Regions from separate parts of the Homo sapiens genome. Here region 1 is linked to region 2. The links are chromatin loops, found by intact Hi-C in ENCODE. Cell type or tissue: HepG2. All regions are shown on one strand. Each heading gives the region's core, and the rest is flanking DNA. Links, peaks and the distances in the headings are about the cores only. Region 1 has its middle 39 kb from the start of LINC02152. Region 2 overlaps LOC105371072 (a long non-coding RNA gene).

The links. A loop is a pair of places that touch in the nucleus more often than their neighbours do. Peaks named below come from ENCODE experiments on the same cell type or tissue, not always from the same donor. Only the 100,000 strongest peaks of a DNase experiment are listed, where the experiment ranks them.
Region 1: it touches region 2 in a loop (3-fold over the local background); 2 of 110 quality-filtered maps call a loop at or near these places.

Annotation. Positions count from the first base shown.
Region 1 is chr16:8,333,708-8,336,631 of GRCh38, reverse strand. No RefSeq gene overlaps it. Among named protein-coding and RNA genes, the nearest start is that of LINC02152, 39 kb to the right of the region's middle. In HepG2, for the core only: no CTCF peak of the experiment used is centred there; no DNase peak of the experiment used is centred there.
Region 2 is chr16:8,390,000-8,392,923 of GRCh38, reverse strand. It overlaps LOC105371072 (a long non-coding RNA gene), which reads right to left. Exons shown (of 3, transcript XR_933045.2): 2 at 802-921. Among named protein-coding and RNA genes, the nearest start is that of LINC02152, 95 kb to the right of the region's middle. In HepG2, for the core only: no CTCF peak of the experiment used is centred there; a DNase peak (open chromatin) is centred at 1,473; H3K27me3 peaks cover 447 bases.

The DNA of each region.
Region 1 (2,924 bases), core at 270-2,769, 56 kb after region 2:
AGATGGCAGTGATAATAATAATGATAAACCCAGAAAGTAATGAGGGTTGACAGAAATGTGGGAAAATAGGAACCCTTGTGTATTGCTGGTAGGAATGCAAAATGCTGCAGCCACTGTGGAAAACAGTTTGATGATTCCTCAAAGAGTTAAACAAGGCCAGGCACAGCGGCTCATGTCCGTAATCCCAGCATTTTGGGAAGCCAAGGCGGGTGGATCACTGAGGTAAGGAGTTTGAAACCAGCCTGGCCAACGTGCTGAAACCCTGTCTCTACTAAAAATACAAAAATTAGCTGGGTGTGGTGGTGGACACCTACAATCCCAGCTATCCGGGAGGCTGAGGCAGGAGAATCACTTGAACCCAGAAGGCAAAGGCTGTAATGAGCCGAGACCACGCCACTGCACTCCAGCCTGGGCGACAGAGCAAGACTCTTTCTCAAAACAAGCAAGCAAACAAACAAACAGAGTTAAACATAGAATTACCATATGACTCAGCAATTCTAGTCCTAGGTATATACCCAAGAGAATTGAAAACATAGGTCCACATGGTAATGTGTAAACAAAGTTTATAGAAGCATTACTCATAACAGACAAACAGCAGATACAAGTCGAATGTCCATCAACAGATGAATAGATTAACAAATTGTGGTATGTTCATAAAATGAAATATTATTTAGCTATAAAAGGGAATGATGTACCAGCAACAGCTACAGCTTGGATGAACCTTGAAAACATTATCCTATGTCAAAGAAGCCAGACACAAAAGGTCACACATTCTATGATTCCATGTATGTAAAATATGCAAAATAGGCAAAGCCATTGAGGAAGAAAGTAGACTATGGATTGTCAGGGGATGGGGGAATGAGGAAATGGGGAGTGATTACTTTTAGGCTATAGGGTGTTCATCCGGGGTGATGAAAACATCTCGAAACTAGAGAGCGGTGGTCAGTCTTTGCATAACATTGTAAAGGCACTAAATGCCCCTGAAATGTGTACTTTAAAGTTGTTAACTGCACATTATGTAAACTTGAGCTCAATGAAAATAGTAATACCTAACATAAAATATTCTAAAAATTAAGTAAACTAATACATGCACCTTGATACATAAATTTAAACATTTTTTCTTAATAAACATTTGTAAAAAAAGTATTGTATGATAATATTTACTTTTTCTGAAGTAGAGTTTCCAAATGTGTTATCAGATTCTCAAAGAGATCGCTGATCCCCCGAATATTGGAATAAACAACTGAAATACTGGCCTAAGAGTAAAGATTGGTGCAGCCATTCTGGAGGACAGTTAGCTAATAGTTGGTCCATTAAAATAAAAATATATATGCCCCATTTTTCCTGAAAATTGTATTTCTGGGTACATATCTTGAAGAAATTCTTGCCCAGGCCCCCAAAAGACCATGCCCAGCAAAATTCACTCTGACATCAAGGAGGTGGAGTTAGAGGCAGCATGGGTGTGATCAAGGGGGGAGGAGACAGGTAAATGTGGGAGATGCACACTGTGGAATTCTGTAAAGTTTTAAAACAACAATCAGGTATTCTAAATAACACAGAGCACTCTTAAAAAACAGTGCTGGGTGCAAAAAGGAAAGGCACAGAATAAAATCTACAGCCCTCTTCATGTATATAACTAAAAATTATGTAAACACAGCAGTGATATGCAATGTATAGGACCATAAACAAATGAAAGCATACACAGCAAACACAGCTGAATGATTGCCAAAGGAGAGGGAGGGACTGATGTTGCAGTTTGTAATGAAAGGAATGAAGAAAAGAAGCAAAAGAGAGGCTGGCTCTAGAACAAGGATGACACAATGCCAGGAACTGAGGAAGGTGAATGACGCCAATCTCTGCACCTAAAGTTCCACAACGTAGATGACAAAATGAAACAAAAATCCCTGGGTCTAGAGAACCAATATATTAAGGGACAATTCCAATCTGGTGATGAGTTTAACATTCAATGCTGGCAGCTAATGATCTTCACCTGCGTTCCCTGATCAATGAAGTAAGACTCTCCAGGAGGTCGGGTCAGATGCTGCCATCTTTAGAAGCTTACTAGGTGATTCTAATGTGCAGTCACAGTCAGGAGGACTGGGTTAGATGTCCTGGGTCAAGGTAAGCACCAGGAGCTTCAAGGAGGCAGCAGGTTTGTAATGGGAAAGGAAGAGGTGAGGCTGAGAGGCGAGGCTAGAGTAAGGCCTTTGAACTATTTTCCAGAAGTTGTTGGGGGAAATATTGAGAAAGTTTTAGCTGGGGAGTGACATGACCAGATTTGCACTTTAGAACATTCTGATGTACTGTTTGGGATGGATGGGAGTTAGGCAAGGGAGGAAGAGGATATTCCATTGAGGAAGTTGTCCAAATACTCCAGGTTAGATGATAAGAGTCTGATGGAGGGAGAGGGAGAGTGGGTAGTAAATATAAGTTCAGGGCAAGGAACAACTATTCTCGGTTCCACATGAGCAAACAAGGGCAGATGAGAATAAAGCTGCTATCTTCAGGTTACTTTATAGTTGTATTAGTCTGTTTTCACACTGCTATAAAGATACTACCTGAGTCTGGGTAATTTATAAACAAAAGAGGTTTAATTGACTCACAGTTCCACATGGCTGGGGAGGCCTCAGGCAACTTACAATCATGGTGGAAGGCAAAGGAGAAGTAAGTACTTTCTTCACAAGGTGGCAGGACAGAGAGAGAGAGAGAGAGCAAGAGAGAGTGAGAGAGAGAGTAGGGGAAACTGCCACTTTTAAACCACCAGGTCTCATGAAAACTCCCTCATTATCATGAGAACAGCATAGGAAAAACCACCCCTATGATCCAAGCGCCTCCCACCAGGTCCTGCCCTCGACAAGCAAGTGTTACAATTTGAGATGAGATTTGGGTGGGGACACAGAGCCAAACCATATCAGTAGTCTAAA
Region 2 (2,924 bases), core at 246-2,745:
GTGACATGTGAAAATGATATGTAATCCAAATTTCAGCTTCCGTAAATAAAGTTTACTGGAACACAGCCACACTCATTTGTTTATTTTTTGCCTGTGGCTGCCTTCACACTCCAACAGCGGAGTTGAGTGGTTGTGGCAAGAGACCACATGGCTTGCAAAGCCTAAAATATTTACTATCTGTCCCTTTACAGAAAAAGTTTGCTGACGCCTGAGTTAGAGAATTGAGAATAATGTGATCACACTACAAAAATCACTATGGCAGCAGTTTGGAAGATGACCCGGAAGCTGAGAAATAACAGGTGGAAAACTGTTATTAGTCCAAGCCAGATATTTATTAAGATAATGTATCAGTCAGGATATGCTAGATTGTGCTGCAGTAACAAGTACAGATTTCACTGGATTTCAAGTCTGGTTTCTCACTGGCAATTCATGTCTGTTGTAGGCTAACTGGGGTTCTGCTCCTTTCCATCCTCATTCAGAATCCAGACTGACAGAGAAGGCTTTATCTAAACTATTTTAGCTTTTGTGGGAGAGGGCAAAATAGACATAGCAAGTCACAAGCTGGCTCTTATAGGTTATGCCCGATAGAGACACACAATGCTTCTACTCATATTCCATTAGACAAAGCAGGTGCCATGGTTACTCCTGGGCTCAATGAGGCAGGACTGTAAAATCTTCCCATAGGGATGGGCACCACAGGCAGAAGCAAAATTAATAGAGATGAGGAGACAGAGCCTCTTGACATTAGACAGAGACAATGGGTGGGAAGAAGGAAGGAGAGGGCAGATATTAGGGGTGTACCTTGTTTTCTGCCTCTGATGCTTTGGTGCATGGTGATGGCATTCACTGAGATGGGTGGTCCAAGGAGAGACTGGGAAATAAGATGATGAATTCATTCGGGGCCAGGTGAATTAGGGGTGCCTGTAGGAATTGAGATGGGGGTGTCTAGTTAAGCATCTGGAAAAGTAGATTTGAACCTCAAGACAGGTGTAAGAAACAGAAATTGCCATCAATTTTATTTCCCTTGTGGTTGTAAAAAGTGATTGTCTTCCTAAGTGAGATGACAAGGTAAGTAAAGTGCTTAGCATACTGCCTGGCACAGAATAAGATACCATTAAAGATTTTAGCAATTCTTATTTTTCTTATGAATCAAGTGGAACCATGGAAATAATTCAAAAGCCGATTAATGATCTACCTTGCCTAATTCAGCCACATGGTCATTCCAATAAAACTGCTTGATGATACACCATTTAAAAAATAAATTCCTCCTGACCTGGAGCTAGTGTTATTAAGCACATAGCTTACTAACTTACATATCCTTACATAACCCACAGTCACTCCTGCGTTTGGATGGGATCACAATGCTATTAACCTGAGCAGATTTCCGAATAATTGAAATTCTGTAAGGATTCATATCTTTCCAGTAAAGTAAACAATGAGTCAGCCATTATTACTGTGTGTGAGAATTCCAGAGTTCAGGGCACATGTCAAAACTCAGGACGAGGTTTCAGGGACTGTCTATACTTTGTATTTCCCAACAGGTTAAGAAGAGAAATACACAGCAGCCCAGCCTGTAACACTGTTTGTTTACCCTGGGAAGGACAGGGTTTTTACCTCTGATAGAAGTAGTGGGCTTAGTAGAATCTAAGTTAAACTAAGCAAAGTTAAAATTAGAGATTTACAGGTAGACACAATCACATATCAGTATTGGTTTTTGTCTTCCAAAGCCAGTCAATTTTGGGGAGTAACTCCATCCATTTATTCAACAAATATTTGAGTTCTCTATATCCCAGGCCACTGATGTAGAATTTGGGGGAAAGGGTGATAAATAAGACAGACAAATTCCATGCTCTTACTTTCTGGAGGGGGATAGACATCAACAGATAAACAAATACATAGGTAATATAATGTTAGGTTATGATAACTTCAATGAGGGGAAAAAGCAGAGGAGGGTAGAGGGTTCATATGACATGGAAAACAGTATGTTTCTGTGTATGGTGTCCAGGTGTCCCTGTGTTACATTAAACAGGACTTTCAGGAAAGCTCTTATAAGGGGGTACTGCCTAGGCAGAGTTTGATGGAGAAAGATAGAACCATGGTGACGTTTCGATAGAATAGCTCTAATCAGAAGAAAGACAACATGCAAAGGTCTTGGGATAGGGAGGTACTTGGTGTGTTCAAAGAGTAGCAGAGAATCCCAGGTGAAGAGGTTAGACTGAGCTGAGGGAGAGGGCGGGGAGTTGTGTTCATGCAGGATCCCAGGGAGCCATTCAAGGGAAGCAGCCTGGAATTTATGAAGCCGATGGGGAGCAACTGGAGCACTGAGGGCAAGGCAAGGCAGCAGCATGATCTGATTCTCATTTCATAAGGACCTCCTGCCTTGACTGCTTGATGGAGAGGAGATTGTAGGATGGCAAAGGTGGAAACAAGGAGGCCAGTGATGAAGCGACTGTGGGTGCCCAACGACGAGGGTCATTGTGGAGGTGAGAAACATATTATTCGGGTACATAGTTTGAAGTCGGAGTAAATAGAATTTGCTAAGAGATTGAAAGTGGAGTTTGGGAAAATAAGAGGCACAAAAATGACCCCATGTATTTTACATCGAGCAACTGGGTGCTGTCATTCATTGAAATGAGGAACAAAGAGAGAAGAGCAGGTTTTGCTGGGTCAAGAGTTCTTTAGCCCTCTACATAGCCAGGGCCATGTATCCAGGAATAATTTATATCCTTATAACACTTGACATTTTGCAAGAACAATTTCATGCCAGCCATATGAGCAAGGCGGGACTGATGCTATTTGTTTCCATTTTGTGAGTGAAAATAACCAAGGCTCAGAAAGAGTAAGCCAGAGATAGCATAATAGATGGGACTATTTTGAAACACAAGACAGAAACCAACTCCACCTAGCAGAGGCACAAAAGAAAA